Regions from separate parts of the Homo sapiens genome. Here all the other regions are linked to region 3. A link is a loop called in an ENCODE intact Hi-C map of the cell type or tissue named here. Cell type or tissue: PC-3. All regions are shown on one strand. Region 1 overlaps GXYLT1 (glucoside xylosyltransferase 1). Region 2 overlaps PDZRN4 (PDZ domain containing ring finger 4). Region 3 holds the start of LOC105378247 (a long non-coding RNA gene).

What was found. Peaks named below come from ENCODE experiments on the same cell type or tissue, not always from the same donor. Only the 100,000 strongest peaks of a DNase experiment are listed, where the experiment ranks them.
Region 1: it touches region 3 in a loop (2.5-fold over the local background); 2 of 110 quality-filtered maps call a loop at or near these places.
Region 2: it touches region 3 in a loop (8-fold over the local background); 5 of 110 quality-filtered maps call a loop at or near these places.

Annotation. Positions count from the first base shown.
Region 1 is chr12:42,102,049-42,106,048 of GRCh38, forward strand. It overlaps GXYLT1 (glucoside xylosyltransferase 1), which reads right to left. Exons shown (of 8, transcript NM_173601.2): 5 at 3,770-4,000. Among named protein-coding and RNA genes, the nearest start is that of GXYLT1, 41 kb to the right of the region's middle. In PC-3, a CTCF peak has its summit at 2,257 (motif pointing left); no DNase peak of the experiment used is centred here.
Region 2 is chr12:41,189,047-41,193,046 of GRCh38, forward strand. PDZRN4 (PDZ domain containing ring finger 4) reads left to right here. Exons shown (of 10, transcript NM_001164595.2): 1 at 1-57; 2 at 2,412-2,498. Among named protein-coding and RNA genes, the nearest start is that of PDZRN4, 2.7 kb to the left of the region's middle. In PC-3, a CTCF peak has its summit at 1,550 (motif pointing right); no DNase peak of the experiment used is centred here; H3K27me3 peaks cover 2,494 bases.
Region 3 is chr12:42,022,849-42,026,848 of GRCh38, forward strand. It overlaps LOC105378247 (a long non-coding RNA gene), which reads right to left and starts at 3,754. Exons shown (of 4, transcript XR_944875.4): 1 at 3,589-3,754; 2 at 1,441-1,646. In PC-3, CTCF peaks have their summits at 1,545 (motif pointing left) and 1,750; a DNase peak (open chromatin) is centred at 1,503; H3K4me3 peaks cover 463 bases.

The sequences.
Region 1 (4,000 bases), 79 kb after region 3:
GAAAACTGTAGTTCTAATTTTACAAAATTTAGCAAACCTATGACCAAATACATGTATGTTACATCAAGATCAATTAGTTTCATTTTTTGAATTAAGCATGCTTTGAAAATGAATGGACTGTCATTATCAGCCTGTCCTATACATACATATAAAATTAAAGCGCATTCACATTATGCTCCAACAAAAAAGTGGGAACTCATCAATTCCCAAAGATTAGTTACTTCACTTTAAAAAGTTCTACCCCTTTGGCAAGATGTTCGTTGTTGTTATTCTGCTCTCATAAGCTATGTACTAACACAAGAAAACTCTTTATCACATACATCTTACAAATATGTAAAAGCATTGTATCTACTTCATACAAAGTGTTCCCTTTTCCAGTATTTTTCAATTCATTAATGGCCTAGTTTCTAAAACCTTCATCTGACTCTCCTTTGCTAGCAATTATCTATCAAGTTGCTACTTTATGTCAGACACTGTGCTAAATATTCTTAATATAAAGCTGTATAAAAGACACATCCTGCCCTCAGTAGGTGGAGCAAACAGACAAAAAAATACTCTACAAAATAATATATAGAAAGCTGAAAAGGGCAGAGTAAACAAAGAAAAAATTCCCACCATGTCTAATTTATACTCTTTGGTTTTTCTCTAATAAACAGGAAAAGGCTAAGAAATACAGTAATACATTTTTTAGAAGGAGAGAAAATAAATACCCTAATAGGGATTCAACACGGCAAATACGATACTGCAAAATAGAACGTAATCATTTAACCAATGTTATTCATTATCTAGCAAATATACAATTATGAGATTAAAAATTATGATTTTTAAAAAGTTGTATTTAATATTTAATTTAATTTAATAATTATTTCATTAAATTAAATTATTTGAATTTAAATTTTTTAATTTTTTTTTTCTTTTGAGACAGAGTCTCACTCACATTGTCACTCTGTAGCTCAGGCTGGAGTGCAGTGGCCCAATATCAGCTCACTGCAACCTCTGCCTCCCTGGTTCAAGCAATTCTGTCTCAGCCTCCCAAGTAGCTGGGAATACAGGCATGCACCACCATGCACAGCTCATTTTTTCTATTTTTAGTAGAGATGGGGTTTCACTGTGTTGGTCAGACTGGTCTCACACTCCTGGCCTCAAGTGATCCACCCACCTCGGTCTCCCAAAGTCTTGGAATTACAGGCGTGAGCCACCACACCTGGACCTATTTTAACTTTTTAATATACATAACTATAATACACCAGGTTCGAAATGAACAGCCACAAGTAGTAAGAACCAGGTGACAGCAAGGCAAATAAATAAACTATGACCTTTGTCCTAAATTTTTATTGTGGCTGTACATGGGTTAAGAACCATGAAGCAACAATCGTGGATCTGTATAAAACAGTTTGGAAAGTGATTATAAGTAACTCAGTTATATTGCTAAATTTCTAAAATTTAAGATCTGTGCTAGAAACTGTAAAACTGGTAGGAAAAACCAAGACAATGTTTTGCTATAGATATAAAGATCAAGAAAAATAAAAATATATGAGAAAAGGAATTAACAATCAATAAATTTTGCAGGACCATCTCGACAATCCTAAGTATAATAAAATATTTGAAAACAAAGCAAATCTGAGTATGTTCCCAAGGAGCAAGAACAGGGTTGTTTGTAACACAGGAATAGTAGGTGTGAAGTAAATTATACCTGCCAAATTAACATACAACCAATCATCTTGTGTTTTTTTTCACAGTCATTAATGTGCAGAAGAAAAAAAGGTTTGAAAGTTTAGAAATTATTCCAACTCCCATAACTACACCTCTAGGTAGCTTAGAACATGTCACAGAAAAAAAAAGAAAAAGGGAAAGGGAGAAACTATTATTTATGAATGATATTTAAATAAGTAATAGGTAAGTTAAAAACAGTAAATCTGGCCAAGCGCAGTGGCTCACGCCTATAAACCCAGCACTTTGGGGGTTTGAGGTGGGAGGATCACATGAGGCCAGGAGTTCAAGACCAGCCTGGGCAACTCTTTTTCTGTAGAGACTGTTCTCTACAAAAAAGTAAAATAAGAACAAAATAATTTTAAAAACAATGGATTTGAACTATATAGCTATTTTTAAGTTGTAATCAAATGGTGTTATATTATCTCTATAGTTCTTTGCAACACTAAACTTCTATTAATTTCATAAATTTCAAATGCAGTTATTGAGAAGTCACATTTTTTTTTTTTGCAGATAATCTTACAGCACCATCTTCTGGTATAAGATCACTGTGCACAGTCTAACAATCAGAAAATAACAATCATGTTACTATCTTAGTTTTACTATATTTAGTAAAACTTTACAGTACATGAAATTTAAAAATTCAAGACAGAATAACAAACTTGGTAACCAAAGAGAGATGTTCTCTGTTAAACAAGAGCAGAGGTTACCTAACACTGGGCTTATTAATGCAATCAGTTGTGGGAGACAAAACTAAATTTAAATCAGAATTTTAAAAAGATTCAGAAAAGGGAAAGCTAAAAAAAAAAAAAACTAAGTTTAAGATCAACAGAATAGACAAGTGACAGGTAATAGCTGTCAGACTTCTAAGACTGAAGTGTTGGCACATGGTAATGGCTACAGCAGTACTGCTGCCTATACCAAAGGTAAGAGGAAACAGTTCCAAATGAGGAAAAGACTTAAATCAGACATGTAGAAAGAATAAACTCCATTCCACCAGATACCATGTGAAAAACGCATGACAAAAATACATACATATAAATGTACACATATATCACAAAAGACATGATATCCCTTAATGTTTAATTTAGTCCTAATGAGATATAAAGGAATAAACAGTAACTCTATACTCCTAGAGGGTATAGTGTTTGCTCAGAAGTCACTGTTTTTAGCTAACATTTTACTGCTTACTTCCTGTCACGCTCTATTAAGAATTTTCAACAGATCTCTTTTAAATTAACTTAGTTAAGTCTGTTTATTATCTTATTCAGCTGAGAGAATTCATACTTAAAAGTTAACTAAGTGGCTAGTAGTTAAGTACTGCACAGGAGGCAAAGCTACACAGAAAGCCAGTCTGATTCCAGAGCAAGCAAACTACAGTGACTTGCAACTTAGATATACAACTAATCTACATGAAACTGGTAAATATTAGTACATACTGATGAAGTCTAAATGCACATTCAGAGAATTTAAATAGTCTGACTTTTCTACTGACCACACAATTTGAAAGACTGGAAACACGCAGGAATTTTTTAAGTTAACTTCCAATAACACCATAATAGCTAACATTTACTATGTGTCAGCCACTGTTCTAACTCATTTACTCCTCACAAAAGTCCCAAGACATTGGTAGTGCTATCATTTCCATTTTACGGGTGAGAACAAACAGGTTGCAGAGTCTATGCTCTTAACTGCAACTCCATGTTGTCCCTAAGGTATATCATAATTTAGATTCTATGTATTCTATGAATGTACAACTACAAAATAACATCTGCTTCCTGGAATGGCAATCTAGGGAGAAGATGTTCACTACTTAGGGCATTGTTATTTTACTCCATTGTCATGTCATCTGGTTTGACCTATTGTAATGCTCTGTTAAACAGAATAATATGAACACACTTCTAGATAAATCTAGATATTTATATTCTTCTAATGAGATTATTCTAAATAGAAAAATTATTTATAGTTCAATTTAGTTTTTAATAAAATTTAGTTTTATTAAAAACAATTTAGAAGGTTTTTAGAGAAATGTTAACAACTACCTGTATTAGTGACTTACCTTGAAATACTTCCTTCTCATTCGAGTCATGTTCATCAACATAACTCCAGAGTTTACTCCAGTTTTTCCATAATATGGATGCCTAGCAAAGCGATTATACCATCCTATTCGAGGTTCCTCATGTTCTGGTGCCATTGCAGCAATTTGTGTGGAATTAAATTTCTTTAGTAAAGACCAAATATCATCAACTGGTCGTAAAAAAAGGATATCAGTGTCGACATACAATAGTGA
Region 2 (4,000 bases), 830 kb before region 3:
CAATACATGGCTCACGTCCGCAACTTCGTCGGCGACCTCGGTGGCGGCCACCGCAGGGTAAGCAAAGGGGGGTGGGCACCGCGGGCATGGTCGATTGGGGTGGGAAAAGGAGCGGTTCTTTCTGACGCTTCAGGATTCCTTTGGAATTGGGCATCCTTCCTCACTATGCAGCAGGAAACATCCACACCCTGATCATACTTTCCTGTCATTATCTTACGAATGGATTGGCGTCGAAGTTAAGGATTGTCCCTTTTCTGATTATATTACGATTGGAAAGAGTTAAACAGATTCGATTCTAACTTTCCCCCGGGAAAGTAGGAATTGTGAAAACTCATTTTCCATCCAGACTCTCGTTTTCCATCTTTCACCCTCCTGCCCACCGTCTCTGCCTATTTTTTGAGCACTTGTCCCGTGCCTGAAGCAAATCCGAGAAGGAAAGACAGAAAGCGAAGACTTTCCCGGCCCAGCCTTTCCTCTCCCGCGGCCACCAGCATCCCCGCGGCCCTGGCAGCCGCGCACGCACACCTGGGACTGGTGTCAGCGTTGATGACACTTGCGCTGCCACTGCCTGAATCAACTGCCTTCTATTAAGTTGGGGACTGTGAGGCACGTTGGGGCCAGGACAGCCTCAGGAGTTGAGAGATGGGGTTTCTTAGACTTGCAGAGTTCATTTCATCACTCTGACTTTCCCTAAATAAGCCTTCCTTGCCTCGGGATCTCATTATTGGTGGAGAGAGAGAGAGAGATTGAGATTGTGTGTGTGCGACCTGGGAAGTCCAGTCCGAGAACCTCCATCTGTGGTCAGACCGGCCCTGCGAGCCCCCAGGCAGCGGTTGTTTCCCTTCTTTGTCTAAGCTGCTGGCCCCGAACTGCGCTCCTGGTCCTCCCGCCGGCTTTCATACCGAATAAACAAGCCTCTTTGCAGCATCCCGTGTGAAGAGGCTTGTTTATAAAGCTGTTACTTCTCTCCTGGAGGACTTCTGCACAGTGTCTGACATTGTTGGTCGCTGCCATGGTGAGCAGGGATTTAGCAGAATTTGCGCACCATTCAAGGAGCTGTTTTCATTCTTCAGCACTCCCGGGGAGGAGCAACCCAGAAAGATTCCCATTTGGGACTGGCTGCTCCACACTGCCTCTAACTCAGGCACTGAGTTTAGAAGCGCCCGTCTTGAACGTAAAAGAGAAAATTGAAGTGAGAGGGACTAAAATGTTTCTACCTTGATGAATGGAAGCACGTTGTGTATTAAACGACCGGTTTCAAGGAGTATTTCTCTAGTTCATATATGCATATACATATACGCATATATACAGGTAAATTTACAAAACGGGAGGACCCGGGGAAAAGCACAGATAGAAGCTTTGTATTACCAGTCCAGGTTTCAAGGTCGTAGGAAACCAATGGTTGAAGGAAAGGAGGAACAGCTAGAATAATATTACAGAAAAGTCCATGCAACAAGTCAAGCTATGATTCTGAGAAGTGAGAAAAACTGCCCATGATTTGCAGACTAGCCAAAACCTTCTATGTGTTCCTCAGAAGTGTTTTTCTACTACCAGTAGGGGCTGCTCTGCGCATTGCCTGGGAAAAGCTCCTGGGAAAATATCTTGATGCTGATAGCAGTGATGATGATGCATATGTTCTGAATGTTATCATTCAGAAATAGTTTCCAAGTAAAGGTTAATAACATCTACAACCATGAATAAACCCACCTAGTCCAGCACTAATTCATCCTATGTGTAAGTTAGTCTTTACTAATAAACATTGTAGCTATAATTCATATTTGTTTTACTATTATTTGGCCAGCAGGAAAAAATACATACTACTTTACCTAGCACAAACCCTTATTTTTTTATTCTGCAGGAATTATGCAAAACCAAATAGGAATATTATTTAAAATTAGGACTACAGTAGCCTAACAGATCCTGCATTACAACAGCAACATGAATGTTATGACTATAATTTATAAATAGTTCCAGTGTTTCTTAAATTCCTTAAGACTTTACAAAATAAAAATTTTACACTATTGATAATTTATATTTTACTTTTCTGTAATGGAGGGAAAAATAAAGATACCTCCAAGGTTTAACCAGAAATCTGTTTTCAATTGCAGTGAAATCAGATTTAGATACTGCATTAGGATAAAAGAGCTTCCTGTCTCAAAATGCAAAGCCATTTAGTAATTTTTGAAAATAGGGCTTTTTCCCCTCACATGCACAGTTGTTCTTTTTCAAATACATACTTGCAAAGTAAGTATAGGAAAATGTCAACCTTCTGCCACATTCAACCATCCTTAATTTTAAAGTTTTCCTCTTTTCACATGTCAGTTAACTTACAGTACATAAAAACTTATTGTAGGATTTATTTTTCTTTTATATTTTTACCTGGTTAAGTCATTTTATACATTTTTTTCTAGGATGGAGAGCATAAGCCATTCACTATTGTGTTAGAAAGAGAAAATGACACTTTGGGATTCAATATTATAGGAGGTCGACCAAATCAGGTAAAACACCTTGTTAATGCATTACTCGTTACTTATAAAATAAGCATTAATAAGCATTACTCATTGCTTATAAAATAATAGAGGACTTAGCTTTTGTTTGTGGATTTTGAGTAAGAAAAACAAGTGGTTTAATCTTTAAAATTATACTTGTGATCAAATATCAGATTTCTTAATGCAAATATTCCAGTACATACCCAGATTTTATTTATTTATTTATTTATTTATTTATTTATTTATTTATTTTGTTTGTTTGTTTGAGACAGAGTCTTGCTCTGTTGCCCAGGCTAGAGTGCAGTGGCACGATCTCAGCTCACTGCAACCTCTTCCTCCTGGGTTCAAGCAATTCTCCTGCCTCAGCCTCCCAAATAGCTGGGATTACAGGCTCCTGCCACCACACCCGGCTAATTTTTTGTATTTTTAGTAGAGACAGGGTTTCACATGTTGGCCAGGCTCGTTTTGAACTCCTCACCCCAAGTGATCCACCTCACGGTCTCCCAAAGTGCTAGGATTACAGGTGTGAGCCACCATGCCTGGCTCTGATTTTATTATTTTTTAATTTTTAAAAATTATTTTCTTTTTGAGTTGGAGTATCACTCTGCAGCCCAGGCTGGAGTGCAGTAGCGTGATCTCAGCTCAATGCAACCACTGCCTCTGGTTCAATTGATTCTCCTGCCTCAACCACCCAAGTAGCTGGGATTATAGGCGTGTGCCACCACGCCCAGCTAATTTTTGTATTTGTAGCAGAGAAAATACAAAATGTTGGCAAAGCTGGTCTCGAACTCCTAATCTCAAGTGATCCACCTCCCTCACCTCCCAAAGTGCTGGGATTACAGGCTTGAGCCACTGCACCTGGCCTTTATTTTTGAGAAAAACAAAAAACAACAGCTAGCAAACTTGGTTCTCTTTGCTACTTTAAAAGAAGAAAAGGAAAGTACATTTCACATTTTATCTAAATTTTATTGTCCTTTTGGCAAATTTCTTGAATAAACCTATTTCACAATACCATGTGTAGGCAATTTCTATTTGATAATATTAGGCAATTGTATTGCCTGCTTAAACCTATTTATTAAGTGCAATTACTCAGTTTGAAGATGCTAATACAGACTAGGAAGAAAATTATATTGAATGAATGAATGAACAGTTGAAACAAGGGATGATTGATTTCAATAGGAAGTACCATGTTAAAGAAAAACAGTTGATTAGAAATATTTTTGGCTCCCCAAACCGAGTTCTTTGTTTGATTGCATGAATAATATTCTTCATGTTGATGTCAATTGTTTTCAAAATGCATATTTTAAACTTATAGAATATACTGTAGTTGCAAAGTTCTTTTATATCTTTGAATTCCTGTGTCAACTTAATTTTCACCGTAACTGGAAAAAGGTGGTTAAGTTTTAAAAAATGATGTTCTTTAATTTTTCTCAATAAACTGCCATGAAATTTTTGCATCCTGCATTGCAGATGTTGTACAAGGAAACTGTCTTAGTGTTGTTGGCCATATG
Region 3 (4,000 bases):
CATAGAATGGCTGCCTGTCCTGTAAGGTTCTATGGATATAAACTCACTTGCAATTCATCCTGCTGAAAATGTCTCCTTTCCCGCCACCTACTTAGGTCCTGTTCTGCTTCTACTCTGCAACACTCTGAATTCTGGCTGTTGCTTTTGTTTTTTGTTTTGTTTTGTTTTTAGCATGTAAGGGTGTCTTTTCTCACTTTCAAGCTGAGCTATACATTCAAGGCTTTCTCTTATATTTCCAGCGTGTCTCTATGTCCAGAGCCTGAGGAGGGCTTCCCACCGTACCCTGGTTTGCTATGTTCAAGGTAGTCTCCACCAAAAGTTCATTCATTCAGTCAACATTTCTGAGAGCTTATGAGGTGTCAGGCACTACGCAGGGCACAGAGGGCACAAACATGAGTGAGATGGCATGCCTGTTCCTAGCAATCTCATAGTCTAGAGAGGAAACTCCAGCACAACGGGGCTAGTGCCTGGTATAGGTGTGAACAAAGGGAACAGCAGCAAAGAGAACCAAGCCACTGACTCTGATGGGAATGGTGGGGAGGGATTTGCACGTATGGCTGTGCGATGAGTGTGACCAATATCCATCCATGATCCGCATGGCAGGGAAATAAATTAACCTTGACATTTATGATCTGTACTTGTTTAAAAATATAATCGAGCATAACATCAGATGGGTTGTTAGACTGATCCTCAAGAAACCTGGGTCAGAGTTCTCACTCTGCCTCTATGTGAACTGAGCACGGCATTGCACATGGCCAGGCGTCACTTTCTCACAGTATTATTTAATCAGTTGAGTTAAATAATCCCTAAGATCCCAACTAGCTGAAAACTACATGATTATTATACTTAATGTCATCACTTTCCCACCCAAAAAGCATTTCTATAAGTTATTTAAGAAAATAAAGCTAAATATATCTGTTTGCCACGGTCAACACATGCAAATTTAGCCAAAGGAACAGACCTAGAAGAAGAAAGCAGACACAAACCAAAAGACTAAAGAGCGGAGAGATTGCTGGGGAGCCCTGGGCACAATGAGTGGATGAAGCAGGAACGCAGAGAAGTGTGGCTGTGGTTGTTTAGTTTTGACTGAATATCTGCAGGTCACCTTCTTGACCACAAACTTCTCAAAGTTCCAAATCACATCTTCTCACTGCAGCCCACTAAAGAGCACCAAGGGATCTTTCATAAATACAAATTGGTTATGATGAAGAAGAGAGTGTCCGTTCGCTGATGTTTGTTGAGTGCTGCTGATAACAGTCTTTCAACCTGCCCCGAGCTGCCTTCTCCTGACAAGCAATTTGTAAGACGTAATGAGCCCGGTTAATCCAACACACGCAGCCCCCTGGATCACATGTAACAGAAACTGCACGTCCTCCAGAGCACAGATCAGTATGAAGCGAGGTAAACTGTGATTCTAAATGCGTAGTTTCCTTTGCTCACCCAGCTCGGAATAGGTCGCTTGCAATCTTCAACTCAGCTCTGCCAAAGTTGGATTCCTGTCCCGCCACCGAGGCGGCAAAATGGGAAGCGCAGCGCCATCTGCTGTCCGTCGAGGGGAGAGTCGAGGCTGCTACGGAATTGCTACGGTGTATGGAAGGGGGTCCTTCCGGTGGGACCTGGACTCCTTTGCAAAGCAATTCTCTCCACTATAAAGGAATACATGAGATTTATTTGTTACAGTGCGAGCTTTCGTATTTATTTTGTTTTCTTTAGGTATGATAGTCTAGATAAAATTTCTTTGATTTCAGACAAAAATGAAATTAGAAATTCAAACCTAGTTATAATGTTTTAATGTATGCACTAAACTAGGGCATGCATTTCATAATAAAAGTATCTAACCCCAATTACAGAGCTTTCCTTCACATTCATTGTAAGTACCATAAAATTAATGGCGTACACACAAGCTGATATTTATACAAATATAAAGAGAACTATTGAAGAAGGAAAATGTATTCAACTATGTTATAAAAGAAACAGCACCTTTTGAGTTATTAAATATTTTTACAGTAACATTAGAATTTAAAGCAAATGGTTCAAAGGATGTCTTGCTTTCCTAAAAAAGCTGAAACTTTGCACCAAGTTGGCTGATTTGTTCTTAATTGCACTTGGTATGTAATTCTATTTTAATAGTCTATTTTCAGAGCTGACAGTGGGACACTGAGTTTCTTTCAACTATGAATGAAAACGTAATGTTTAGGACTAGATATTGGCTTTCTAATGTAGATGATTTGGAGCTTGTGTGTTATGACCAGAAAAAAAAAATGGTGGACAGAATGTCAAGGACAGCCACAAATATCTCGGAAGTCTCACCTACAGTACCGCCATCCCTAAGATTCTAGAAAGATACTATGATGGGGACCTGGACAGTGATACCCAGAGGCAGCTTCCTTTGGCCACTTTCTCCCGACATCTGATTCCAGTGGATATTTATTAATTAAGCTTCTATTACTATAATTTCAGGTAGGAGAGACCGAAACAGGTAAACTATGCTTATTTTTTATTACAAATATTCCCAAAAATATTTGGAAAGAAAAAGATGCTAGAAATAGCATCTTCAGGAAACAAAGTATAGGTTACGCTGTAAGAAACTGCTGCTGCTTGGCTATTTTTTTTTTTTTTTTACCAAAAGCAAAGGAATTTCATATAGTTCACCCTAATACTTAGGACACTCAAGGGTGCACTGACATGGATGTGATAGGGAATGACATCCCTTGTAAACGCAGTCTTTACATAGATGCTTCTTCACGTCTGAGGCTAGGTTTATGAGAAGTTAGTTTGGACAAATGTTTTAGTCTGTGACATGAGTTTTATAAAAGAGCACCATCCCTCAGCAGAATGCAGTAGCTCAAATGAGCTTTCAATAGGGGCTGTTGATTTGGTTGTTAAGACTTAGATTCTTATCCTTGTTCACCAGTTAAGTCTCTGTCCAGCTTTTCTTATTGTAGAGTAGATAAGAACTATATATAAAATTAATATTTTCATACATTGACTAGTAGACATGCTGCAATACAAAAAGCCCATTTTTAAGTCAGTTGCTTAAATGTAAGCAAGCACTTCCTCAAAGAAATAAAAAGTGGTCCTAAAAAGTGGTCAAGTTTTCAGGTCCAGTCACAGGGGTCTACATAATTCACAATTCAGCCACACTCATGTTATTTTACAAATCTGAATTATAAGCCAAGGAAGCAGAAAGACAAAACGAAGAAGAAAAGTGATCAAAAACTGATAGTATGGTACTTAGTGTTTATGATACCATGTTCAGTATTCTGGTAAACCATGATATTCTTAAGTATTGAAATACATACTTAGTTCTGAATGATGCTGATATTTTCATACTTCCAAAAAACATGAAATCTAAATCCTTTATGTATTCAAAAATCAATGACTCAATTTTTGATGTATGCAACAAAACAAATCTGTGTTCATTTTTTTACATCTACACAGATCTACACCCATAAAGGCCGCAATGAGCAAACAGATGTGCAACTGGAGCTTCCACTGAAAGCATAAGTCTCAGTCTGTGCATGATGAAACTAAGAAAAACAAAGACAAGCAGAAATGCTCTCTTCAAAACAAAATAGAACAGCTTACCATAATAAAAAGACTGTCACTCTAAAAAAACAAAGTACGAAATTTTCAAAAAGTACTCTTCAAAGAGATGGGGTGACTTGAAGATAGTCAAAAGAAAATGTCTGAGCCAGGAGTGGTGACGTGTACTTGTAGTCCCAGCTGCTTAGGAAGCTGAGGCAGGAAGATTGCTTGAATCCAGGAGTTGGAGACCATCTTGTGCAATATAGCAAGACCCCATATCTAAGAAAAAGCAGAAAGAAAACAAGACACTATTTTATAGATTTTATTGATGAATAATTTATACTATTATAATGTATGCTTATTTTCATAAATTTTTATATTACTTGAGGTTTTCTAGGTTTATACATTTTTATATTTGAAATGTATGAAATTTTGAGTCCCAATGAAATTTTTTAGGAATTCTAAAAATGTG